Regions from separate parts of the Homo sapiens genome. Here regions 1 and 2 are each linked to region 3. The links are chromatin contacts, found by Hi-C or POLR2A ChIA-PET in ENCODE. All regions are on one chromosome and are shown on one strand. Each heading gives the region's core, a stretch centred on a gene start or an enhancer-like site at or near the end of the contact. The rest is flanking DNA. Distances are from core to core; before and after follow the strand shown. Region 1 has its middle 74 kb from the start of LINC01894. Region 2 overlaps LOC105372029 (a long non-coding RNA gene). Region 3 has its middle 130 kb from the start of LINC01894.

Evidence for each region. Hi-C counts contacts between places; a loop is a spot of excess contacts on that map. ChIA-PET counts read pairs that join two places held with the same protein, here RNA polymerase II (POLR2A). Pooled maps may share reads with other maps.
Region 1: a map of endothelial cell of umbilical vein shows a loop between it and region 3 (2.9-fold over the local background). The contact joins two enhancer-like sites. A Hi-C loop is called at or near these places in 1 of 168 maps with a recorded cell type or tissue (endothelial cell of umbilical vein) and 2 of 50 pooled maps. POLR2A ChIA-PET finds 5 or more read pairs at or near these places in 1 of 52 experiments (OCI-LY7).
Region 2: a loop to region 3 is called in a map of OCI-LY7, with 4 times the contacts of the local background. The contact joins two enhancer-like sites. A Hi-C loop is called at or near these places in 4 of 168 maps with a recorded cell type or tissue (IMR-90, OCI-LY7, endothelial cell of umbilical vein and 1 more) and 1 of 50 pooled maps. POLR2A ChIA-PET finds 5 or more read pairs at or near these places in 1 of 52 experiments (BJ).

What each region holds. Positions count from the first base shown.
Region 1 is chr18:24,911,818-24,915,545 of GRCh38, reverse strand. No RefSeq gene overlaps it. Among named protein-coding and RNA genes, the nearest start is that of LINC01894, 74 kb to the left of the region's middle. Within about 2 kb of position 1,257, at least 5 of the 41 ENCODE cell types and tissues checked have a DNase peak (open chromatin) inside an H3K27ac peak, as active enhancers do; they include endothelial cell of umbilical vein, where a contact is called at or near this core.
Region 2 is chr18:24,797,587-24,801,305 of GRCh38, reverse strand. LOC105372029 (a long non-coding RNA gene) reads right to left here. Exons shown (of 3, transcript XR_935298.2): 2 at 3,369-3,647; 3 at 960-1,307. Among named protein-coding and RNA genes, the nearest start is that of LINC01915, 170 kb to the right of the region's middle. Within about 2 kb of position 1,450, at least 2 of the 41 ENCODE cell types and tissues checked have a DNase peak (open chromatin) inside an H3K27ac peak, as active enhancers do.
Region 3 is chr18:24,860,634-24,864,416 of GRCh38, reverse strand. No RefSeq gene overlaps it. Among named protein-coding and RNA genes, the nearest start is that of LINC01894, 130 kb to the left of the region's middle. RefSeq lists an enhancer at 1,381-1,882. Within about 2 kb of position 2,021, at least 2 of the 41 ENCODE cell types and tissues checked have a DNase peak (open chromatin) inside an H3K27ac peak, as active enhancers do; they include endothelial cell of umbilical vein, where a contact is called at or near this core.

The sequences.
Region 1 (3,728 bases), core at 8-2,507, 52 kb before region 3:
TTAGGTTTCTGGTATGAAATATAAGGTTTAAGAAGTTCCGACGTTCTTATGAAATATAATCAGCTTTCATTTGCTAATGACAGACACTCATAGTGGAGCCTCTTATTTAAGCAAATGAGCAATTAGTTTGGGGAATAAAAGTGTACAAAGAATAGTGATTCATGGTGCTGCTTATCCTTCCTCCCTGATGTGGACAATGGACATCTTGCATGTTTGACTTTTAAATATAATCAAACTCTGGTGTACCATAAGTTGGAATCATGCAGTTTTATGCAGAGCAATGCTATAAAAGAAACACATCAGTTGCCAAGCCAATATGCTAGTGCACATAATAAAAGTGGGGGCTTCAGACTTTGTGGAGAGGAAGAAAAACCTCCTCCTCCTCCTCCTCCTGTTTCTAAATTCTCTGTGTGTCTGGGCTGTAGCTATAAGATGAACCAGCTGCTGCTGGAGCGGATGCCTCTCAGTGCACACAGTTCCAGGTGTGTGGCCTGAAAAAAGATTGATGACTTAGTATAGGCACAGCCAGCTTCCTCCACCAGGTACAAGGGAGGGACGGCGGAACACATCAACAGCCAGCCGTCCCTTCTTGTGTCTTCCCAGCCTGGCTCAACCCTCCGGGAGCTGCACAGTCCAGAATGCGCATCAGGAGAAGGACGATAAGGACTCAGTCAAGGCCTCCTGAGTCCTGGTGCTGTGCTAGGCACGTGACCAAGGGATTTCATCACCACCACCTCCCGAGGAGGTGGCATTGTTATTCCCATTTCTCAGAAGAGGAAATGAAGGCTCAGAACCTAGAGTGAAACCCAAAACAGTGTGCCATAGGACATGGTTCACTCATTCACTCACTCATCCATTCAACAAATATTTACTGAGAGCAAATTACAAGCCTGGGGATACAGCAGTAAGCAAATTAAAGATTCTTACCTTCGAAGACTTTAGTGATACATAGATGAATTGATACTATTCTAGTGAGAAATATTTGTCAAATGAATGAAGTTTGGACAAACGCAGCCCAGGCCTATACCAATATTATTATTGCAGCATCATCACTACCATCTCACAACCACATGTGTGTCCCTGCTGTGGTTTTCACTCCAAGAGAAAAAAAAAAAAGCCAAGGACATGTTATCAAGCCTCCAAGAGGGAGAAGCAGGAAGTCTGCAGCCCCACCCTGACTGCCCTAGTTATATCAGGGGCCAGTTTATCAATGGTGGCCATGGTGGGCTGTGGATTCATTTCCTCCTCCCTTGTTCAGGAAGGACTACAGTAGGAAGTGATTGTAAACCCCATGGCCCGGGGAGGGTGGACTCTAGAAAGTGTTTTTGCCATCTCTGCAGGAAGACAGTGCTTCTCCCACCAACAAAGCCAAGGAAGGAATGCTGCCAGCCCCAGATATCAGGGAGAGCAGAGGTGATTTTCGGGCTGAAAATATAGAGAAGGAAGATCTGTCTGTAACTCCACAGGGGCTGGTTTGTTTTTTAAATGCCTGTGTTCTGAATCTGGTCACACTGTAAAATCTGTTCGGATCATCACAGGAATTACAGATGGGAAGGACCTATGAGGTCATCTCTCCCAGCACTGCCTGAGGAGGATTCATCTCCACACAATACTCTAGGAGCACTCTTTCCAGCCTGGTTTAGATGTCCCGGAGGAATGTGCTTCCGCCCTGTCCCTCAGGAGCCAATTCCAAAATCCACACGCAGTACGTTTTAGACTAAAGATGTGGCCTGGGTGGGGGTCTGTTTTTAATTATCCAAAGCACTGAACAGAAGCCTGGTGTCATAAAAAATTGCTGAGGGCCCTCTCCTGCTTTTCCCCATGGTGCCTTCCCACCCTGCGAGGCTGCACTCTCAACTGGGAGGCACCAGCCCCCTGGCAGGGTTTCAGAGCTCATGGGAGGTGCCAGGTGGCAGGACTGACGCAGCTCAGTGGGGTGTGCCATGGGTCTTGGGTTGGCCAATCATCCTAAGCACATGCAACCAGAAAAACAATGCTTTCTAAACCAAGCTGCTGTTCCTGCAGCCTCACACAAGGCTTTTTCTAAATCCAGCCTTCCTGCCTAACACCCTTCCTAGGCTTAGGGGTAATCATTTATGGACCCAAAGATTTAGCTGCAAGATGTTCATCACAGTGTTGTTTATGACTGTGAAAAGTTCAAAACCAATCTTCGTGCCCAGTGATAGAAGACTGGTTAAACAAATCATGAGCAAACCATATAAGGTATAGAACGTTATGAAGGCATTCCAAATACTGCCTCAGAGGAGCACTAATGATGGGATTTTTTCATCATACTCTCAAGTGAAAAAAGAGAGGTTACAAACAGCTTGTATCACACACTATTGTTCTCTGTATGTTTTTCTAAAATACATGCCTGAAAAATAGGATATTGACATGATCATCTCATAGTAAAGAAGTGACAAGTGATCTTTTCTTCGCTGTTACTTTTCATCCATTTCTACAGTGAAAATCTTTAGCTTTTGCCATTAGATGTAGAAATGTTACTTTACAACATTAAATGCTCCTTCCTTTTGAATGGCTGCATTTCCCACCTTCATCATTAAGAGGATCCCTATAATCAGAGGAGGAAATGGGAAAGACAATTAGCCCCTCTCGCCTGAGCTGGCTGCCGGATAGCCTGGGTGTGAGCCTGTCTCTAGGAGTGCTAAGCTGATGACAACAGCAAGCTGTGATTCAATCCCACAGTAGCTCCAGCATTAATTTACTAAATGGGCTTCTGGAAGTTTGAAAGGGTAAATGCCCTTCCCACTGCAGAGAAGAGTAGGGCCAAGGAGTTTGATGCTTATCTGTGGAAACAAGAAAACCGGCCTAGGGTTTTCTGATGTAGCATCGTATGTTCCAAACCAGAAGGGACCTTAGTGAAGATCTGTAGGTAGCTATTGTAACATTTTGTCTGTGAAGAGGAGATGGAGACCCAAAACAGCCAAGTATCTTATTCTTGTATATACAAACCATGTTGGCCGAGCCAGGACTGGACCCTGAGTTCTACTCTAACTCTGTCTCCAATGTTCTGTCTCTCCTTTATTTGCTCCTCAAACTCTTACTCATACTTCATGGTCTGACTCAAGCATCATCTTCTTAGTGAATTCTCCACTGTCCCTAGGCATAATTAGTCTTGCATCTTTTTTATCACTGTCCCTAACACATAATTCTATTGTTGCATTTTCTATACTACATTGCAAAGAGGTATTAGGAGTATGATGAGGTGTGTGAGTAGTCTCATGACATTCTACGAAGACCATAGCCTTAGAGCAAGATGCAGAAGAATTTGAATCCCCAGTATCGCCCTGGACACATGATTACACTTCTTTGAGTCTCACCTAATACCCACAGTTACTTTGCTAGGTTGTTGATATCATTAGAGCTCATGATTGCAAAGTTTTTGGCACATAGTAGGTGCTCACTAAATCACGGTCCTTATTATTATATTTCCTTCACTCGACAGATGGTAAGTCAGGGACCACATTCTGCTTAATTGTTCCTCCACATAGCAGCTGAGAAGAGAGGCCATATGAGAGCTTCAATTGACCCCTGAGGGGAAGGAAGACCAGGAAAGAACTCTAGGCCCCTCAAATTCAAACAAATGAGCTCAGCACAATACATTAGTCTCCCCGTTCTTCCTGAAGTAGAGAAAAGGATGAGGATCTCACTAGTGACACTGTCCTGCCTGCATCTACTCAGGAGGCTAAAGCAGAAAGCAAACTATT
Region 2 (3,719 bases), core at 201-2,700, 63 kb after region 3:
CCTTTTTTACTGGGCTCAATGTGCTCAACTTCACCCTGACTGAACAGTCCTGGACTCTTAAAACTAGTAACATTCCTTGGCTGCCTGGGCACTAACATCACATAAGCTCCAACCCAATGCTCCCCAAACCAAGACCAGGCCTCCTAGGCTAAGAGAAACTAACCACTTATCATGCCTTAAGAGTGTTTCTGATTTTGATGGGTAAAGAGAATATTTTCAATATGACAGCTGTGTTCCTCTTTTCTGAGTACACTATTTGAGACTAACATGCATACTTGTGGCTCTTTGATGTAAAATTGTCTACATTTTTAAGTGTCATTCAATCCTTTTCATTTCCTTATTGCATATATACTCCAACCTTTTTAAGTTTCTTAAACAAATTCTAAGGAGAATTCCTTCCTCAGACTAGTGGGTGGCCAAGCTGATTTCTGATTCAGTTGGCCCATGGTGGAGACCAGGCATCAGAACTGTTTTAAAACCATCCAGGTGATTCTAGTTCTCCAGGTGATTCGAATGGGGATGAGATCCATTGATCTGGAGAAGGACATCTCAAACTTTAAGGTGTTTAGGAATCACCTGGAACATTATTAAACTGAAGATTCAGTAGCTCATGGATGGATCTTGAGATTCCGCATCTTTAATAGTAGATATTATTCTGTCATGTAATAAAAAAATTATTCAAAATAATATAATTATTATTGTCTAAAAATCACATAATTATTATTATCCCAGAATTCCCAATCTTTGGAGAACACTTCAAGTAAGAAGGTTATTTAAATGATGTAAGGCTATTTAAATATGAAGTTGTTTTTTAACTTTGTAAAGTAAAATTAAATGAAAGTGAAAAAATTTAAATTTTCAGTCCTGCTAGCTACATTTCAAGTGCCCTGTGGCTACTGTCTTGAACAGGGCAGGGACAGAAACATTTCCAGCACAGAGAGTTCTACTGGGCAGTGCCATGCTGGATTCTTCATTCCCTGTATTTCAACTTGCAAGAAACTACATTCACCAAACCTGCAGGTAATGCATTTCTGCAGTACCCATGGGGGTTAATGACACATACATTTTGTCTGCATTTTTGCTTTGGACTCTTAAAGATGGAACACACACCAGAAACCTTTGATCTCAGGACCGGTTTTTAGCCAAATAATTAATGTATAGTATTATTGGTTTTGTTGCTGCTGTTTAGTTAAAGCAAACTTTATTGAAGATTGAGTTGAGTTCATGCATGCTCTCTGGTTATTTTGAAACTTCTTTTTAGGAAGGACTTGCCAGTTTCTCTTGCCAATCTATTTTACTGGCATTACCTGAAAAACAACTGTGTCATAGTATTTGTTTACCTTCTCTCCACTCAGGTCTAGCCACCTACTTCCCCCTTCCTTTAATTCATTCAACAACGTCAATGTAGAGTACTCCGAGTCCAGCACTCTGTGGCTGCTATGGGAGTTAAGGAAGAAATAGCAAATGGCACTTCCCCCTCACCGAGTTTATAATTGAATAGAGGACCTGTGATGAGACAAGCAAAACTCAAAATCTCATTAAGTTGCTAGCAGAGGCTAGCGAGTGGTAACACATTAAAACATTAAAACAGATTAGTTTCTCATATTAGCCAGCTATCACTGAGCAAAGGGCAGGCTCCAATAAAATGGTACACGGGAGAGGTAGGATTTAATGGAGGGGTAGGGGAGGCCAAGGTAAAGGCAGGCAGGGGCTAAGATATGGAAGGACTGCAGTGGGAGTAGGGTACAGCTCTATGGAGGAAAGGACTTGGGGAAGGCAGGCAGAGTCTGACGGACAGAGAGAGCACAGCAGGGTAAGAGGCATGAAAGAGGAACTGTGCAGCAAAATAGGGGGTCCATGGAAGTGGCTGACAAAATTCTTGTTTCCCATCTTGATTGTGCCTTCATCAGGGCAACTGTGCCCTCTGATGGACAGGATGCAAATATAAGGGAGGGAGTGGAGAGAGGGATGAGTCCATGGAAGGAAGTGGCTTTGTCCTGCTGCCTCCTGGGCCCACTATAAAAGCAGATCTGCACAAAAAGGGATGGTGAGAGAGAGCTTAAGTATCCACAGCACAGTGAAAACAGTGCTGGTCTGGGAGGATGGGATGGCCAAGTTCTATTCCCAGCAAAGCCTGGTGATCTTAGGACACTTTCAGCCTTCTCTGGGCTCATTTCCCAACTGTGCCATGAGAGAGTGAAATGAACTTTCACCATGAAACTTCTGCAGTCTCTGATCCTATGCCCTAGGGCAGTGGTTTGCAAGCTGGGATTGGTAGGGTGGTAGGTGGGGCCTGGCACCCTCCCTGCACCTGCCTCACACAGAGGAGTTCCATTTTACACCACTGATGAAGACATTGTATTTGTTAGAATTGACTGAGCCATTGTCTCTGAGCTTCTCTTTGCTCCTTAACCCTTATATACATCTTAGAAATGTAAATGTGGCTTCAAAGAGGGAGAGGGGTGGGAATGAGGAGAGAGAGAGAGAGAGAGAGAGCACAAGCACTATGCCTCATCTGGGGAAGAAGAGACTGGATGTCTCCACTAAACCAAGCCACAGAGTCCTTTCCCGTAACTCATACTTGTCAATGAGACAGGGTCATAAAGATCACCCACCCCACTATGTACAGGAAGCTTATAAAGAAAGTTGACAGATCATTTTACAAATATACCAAAAATTATGTATCCATATTACTTATTATTTTGGAAAACTGTACACATACTTGAATGACATTGCCTTTACTCAACCGTTTCAGGTCCTTAAAATTCCTCCTTTGAAACCTGATTAGTTTCCAGGCATACAATTCCTAAATCTTTGTGAAATTGATAGACTACCTTTCATTTTCTGAGCAATCAGAGCTTTGCAGCATACACCTCTGGAGTGAATGCCTTGTTGTGGAAAGAGGTGACGTATGTTGGTTTGAAAGGCAGGTGGGGGTCAATCCATGATGCTCCAGTTCATGTGCCCAGGGTCACCACCTTCGGGAAAGGCTGGCCCTCCTGACATGTGCCCTTGGCCAGAAGGTCACCACAGAAAACTCTCCTGTCTGAAAACAGAGCCCTCCAGCTGAGAAAAAGAACCCAACCATGATTTAGAGAGAAGCCTATTTCTCTTTTCAAATTTTCCAACTTGACATGTTGCTGTAGTGCACTTCACATCTGATTACATTAGTCACATTGCATTATCCCATATCAGATGTGACATGCTGCAATGGGATTGTGAGCTGTGTATAAAGATGTAGCAGCAGCCAATAACTTCAACCCACTCCTGATGTGAGAGCCGAGCCACCTACCTTCCCGGTAGCCCTTTACTAATTCAGATAAACCATCTGATTTTCTTGTCAAAGAGGAAGCCCCGTAAGTACTTACCTGAGTAGTCAGCTAGAAAACAGATGATTCTAGATGCCTTCCTTAAATCGGGGCTGCTTTTACTATTCCAGGAAGCAACACTCCCAACAATGATGCCTTCTGTGTGTCCAGCACATTGTAATTTGCAAGGTACTTTCAAATCCATCTTCTAATTCACATTCTACATTCTTAGCCAAACCTTAGCAGAGATTTTGTCACATTTGATTCGGTGATTCAAAATGTTCAACAGTTTCTTCCTGTCCCCAGGATTTGGGAGTGAAGAGAATGTTGGATATGCACCTTGGAAAATGCATGATAGTAAATGTCTGTCCAGGTGACTAGTTGGCATGAAAGTGGGGGTTGGGAGAAGAG
Region 3 (3,783 bases), core at 772-3,271:
TTAAGGAAAGAAAATAGTGAGTTTATTTTAAACTGCAGAATCCCAAGCTAAATTTGCCACCTCCATGTTCACCAGAGCAAGGATGGGGGAACAGCTTAGAAACACCTTCTGTTTTATGGCTCCTAGCTCTTAAAGCCTTACTTTGCAAAGTGTTGTCCTATGGTACAGCAACATCAATATCAACTGGTAGCTTGTTGGAAATGCAGAATATTAGGCCCCACTCTAGACCTATGGAATCATAACCTGCATTTAACAAGATCCCCAGGCAATCTGTGTGTACGTTAAAGTTTAAAACGCACAGGTCTAAAGCATTTCAGCTACTGCTCTCCCTCCAAGATGGGATTCCAATAGGCTTGGATTTGAATTCTGGCTTTCCCACTTACTAGGCAATCTTGGTTAAATTATTTAATCTCTGAATCTCAATCTCTTTATCTGGGAATGATGATAACACTACCTACTTTGAAAGGCATGAAATTACCATGAAAAGAAATGAGTGTCATGGTTGGCAGCCCAGACTCTGAAACCCAGCAGTCTGACCGAAACACTGGTTCTGTCACTCGCTAGCTACATAATTTTGGGGCAAGTCATTAACTTCACTGAGCCATGGTTTTCTCATCTGTAAAGAGCAGGTAAAAATAGTACCTATATTATAGGGTTGTCATGGGGTTAATATTACATGTAGACCTCATAAAATAAGCCTGGCACCTAGCATAGATATATGATGATAGGTAGATAGATGGATAGATAGATAGATAGATAGATAGATAGATAGATAGATAGATGTGCTATATAGGCACTGGTTAGTATTATTGTTACAAATGCAGTGCTAGGCATACAACTGGTTTTCAACAAATATCTATTCTCAGTAGTATTGCTTGCCCTCAAAATGGCTTCTTATGCTCATGCTTTTAATCCCAGTGTTCTGGGAGGTCGAGGTGGGAGGATCGCTTGAGGCCAGTAATTCAAGACCAGCCTGGGCAACATAGCAAGACCTCCTTCCTACAAAAAGCTAAAAAATTAATTTAAAAAAATTAAAAACTTTTCTCCAGGTGTGGTGGCACATGCCTGTAGTCCCAGCTACGTGGGAGGCTGAGGCCAGAGGATCCCTTGAGCCCCAGAGTTCAAGGTTACAGTGAGGTATGTTAGTGCCACTGCACTCCAGCCTGGGTGACAGAGCGAGACACTATCTCTAAAACAACAACAACAACAATAATGGCTTATTGTTATAGAAGCAGTTAGATTAAGGAAAATAGATGGAGAGCAATAAATTCAAGATTTAAGTAATTACAGGTTTGTAGTAGTGTTTGCCTTTAACTTCTAATAGAATAATAATGTTTTTTGGCAAAACATATAAGAATACAGTTGACTCACTTGGCTTCACAAGCAAGTTGGAAAATAGGGCAAGTTAATATACACTTTATTAAAAAACAAAAACAAAAACAAAAAAACAAACTCTTCTAAACAAAACAAAAGGGCTTTCCCCTCACCAAATCCTAACCCCTTTTCATCTGAATGAACTTCTTTTTGTCTTGGCAAATTGAATTTCCCTAATGCAATCTCCATTTCTTTAAGCCTGCATTTCTCTGTCTGTATAGGCACTGAGAGAACAATCAAAATCTCGGGAAGGGCAGGGTTGATACTAACTTAGTTTTCTCTTTCTTTCCCCCTTAGCCTCCCATGACCTCCTTCCAGGAATCTTAATTCACACCCGCTCCCTCTAGCTAGTTTCTCAAAACCTCTTCTTGGAAGTCTGGCCGCCCCCTCCTTCCTTGTGACCTGGTTTCTGGCTCCAAGTCTCCCCCTGACCCCTGATCAACCCCTTTCACTTTCACAGCATCATTTCTGAGACTTGAGGTCGCCAAGGACGATAGCTTCCAATTCCACTGCCTTTTACCAGCCTGTGCAACCCTGAAATAATTTGCCTCGAAACCAATTCTTGGAGAGAGAAACCTGGTCAGACAAATGAGGGATTGTATTGTATTTCGTTCTTGCAAGCGAGCGCCCGCGGCAACATCTGTTTGTAGCAACAAGATTGGGATGTTGTTTTGTGCTTCTTCGTTGCCCATTCCGGTCCTTTCCCGGGTGTATTGTCTTCCCCGGAGGGGTCACCTCGCAGGGTTCTCTCAGCAGTCTGGACTTCCATACTAAGAAACTCGTAACTAATTACCACGACTTCAATTCTTAACTTGACCAGCTGTGTCTAAGAAAGGAAACCCTGGTCTCTCCCAGTGCTGCAGGATCTATAATTCATCCTCCGTAAAAAAAGTCAATATTGGAGCAAAAATGACATTTAAAAATCATAAAATAAGTAGTCTGGTATTTACCTAAGATGTTCTTTTCTTCCCTTTGCTTTATAGACCATGTACTGTATTGTTTATTTTCTTTGGGGCACTGTGTGTGTTTGTGAGACAGAAACAGGTAGAGAGATGGTTCTCCTGTTTCCAGTGACTTCTGGATAAGGGACAAAACAAGACCACTGAGAAAAGATAATGGAACAGCACAGGAAGAGCCTCTGCGGACACTCTCCTTGCAATTGTGATCTTGTGAAATGGTTAACTTTAAGGACTGAGCTGTGCAATTTAGCTTTTTTCTTGATTCTAAAATTGAGCTGTAAATTTTTATAGCTTTACAGATTAAAGAAAGATTAAAACCACAAAGCACGCATTAATTACAAACAGCTCACCAGGGGCAAATATATTTGTATCCCTCATCAGGGTGGTGCGAACACTCCAGTTTCTCCTCGAATCAGGGAGGCTTCTTCCCCTCCCCACACAACAGTGGCCCCATCAGAAGACGCTCAACAGACTGGGAATAGGAAAGCAAGAGACAGGCTTCCTTACCGCAGGCAAAGTCGGCTTCAAAGACTCCTCTAGGCCTCTGTGCCAAAAGCCTAGATTGATTCCACCCACCATTCAGAGTAGGGAAAATATTTTTAAAGTCATGACCTCCCTGGTAGGCTCAGACAGCAGATAAACAAAGGAGACTAGACCCTTTCCTCGGTCATAATAGTTAGGCATACCCGGGTTGGCCTCCTATGGAAAAATCTTTATCAATGAGCTGAGAGAGGAAGTGGTCAGAACAGGGAAACATAGGTCAGCAATGCTAAACTGGTTAGGAGATCCCTAAAGAAAGAAAGAAAGAAGAGAAACCGGGATAGATTTAACTGTTGGGCAATTGCAAGGATGTTGGAGAATTCAACATAATTTCCTTTTGTTCAACAAGGATTTGCTGAGCCTTGTGCTAAGCAGATAGCAGGCCAAATTTCACTGTGCTAGAAGCAAGATAGGACTGGTAGGAAGAACAGTACACTTATTCATGTACTCTGAAAACTTTCCGGTCATTTAATATTAACTTTAGGAAGTGTATACCTGTGCATGCCTGTGTGCATGCGTACGTGTGTGTGTGTGTGTGTGTAGCCCTTTGCTAAGTAAAAATATATAATAGCAAAACTCCAGGCCCTATTGCCATAATGGGCGATTTAACAGTACGGCATGGGAAATAATCAAATAATAACTCTCAGTGTGTTCATTCAAGTGACCAAATGAAAGATGGGGGAGATTATAGAACACAACAAAATACTGAGATTTTATTCTATCATATTAACTTATTACTTATTTATTTTGAATAATTTATTAAAAGATGGATAATATATGGACAACCTTAGAGATTTTAAATATGGATTTGGAACCTCAGCCTCATAGGGTAGTTGTGAGATACACACAAGAAGCACTCAGGAAATTCTCGGCACTATGACTCTCTCAATAAAGTTAAAACTCTCCATAT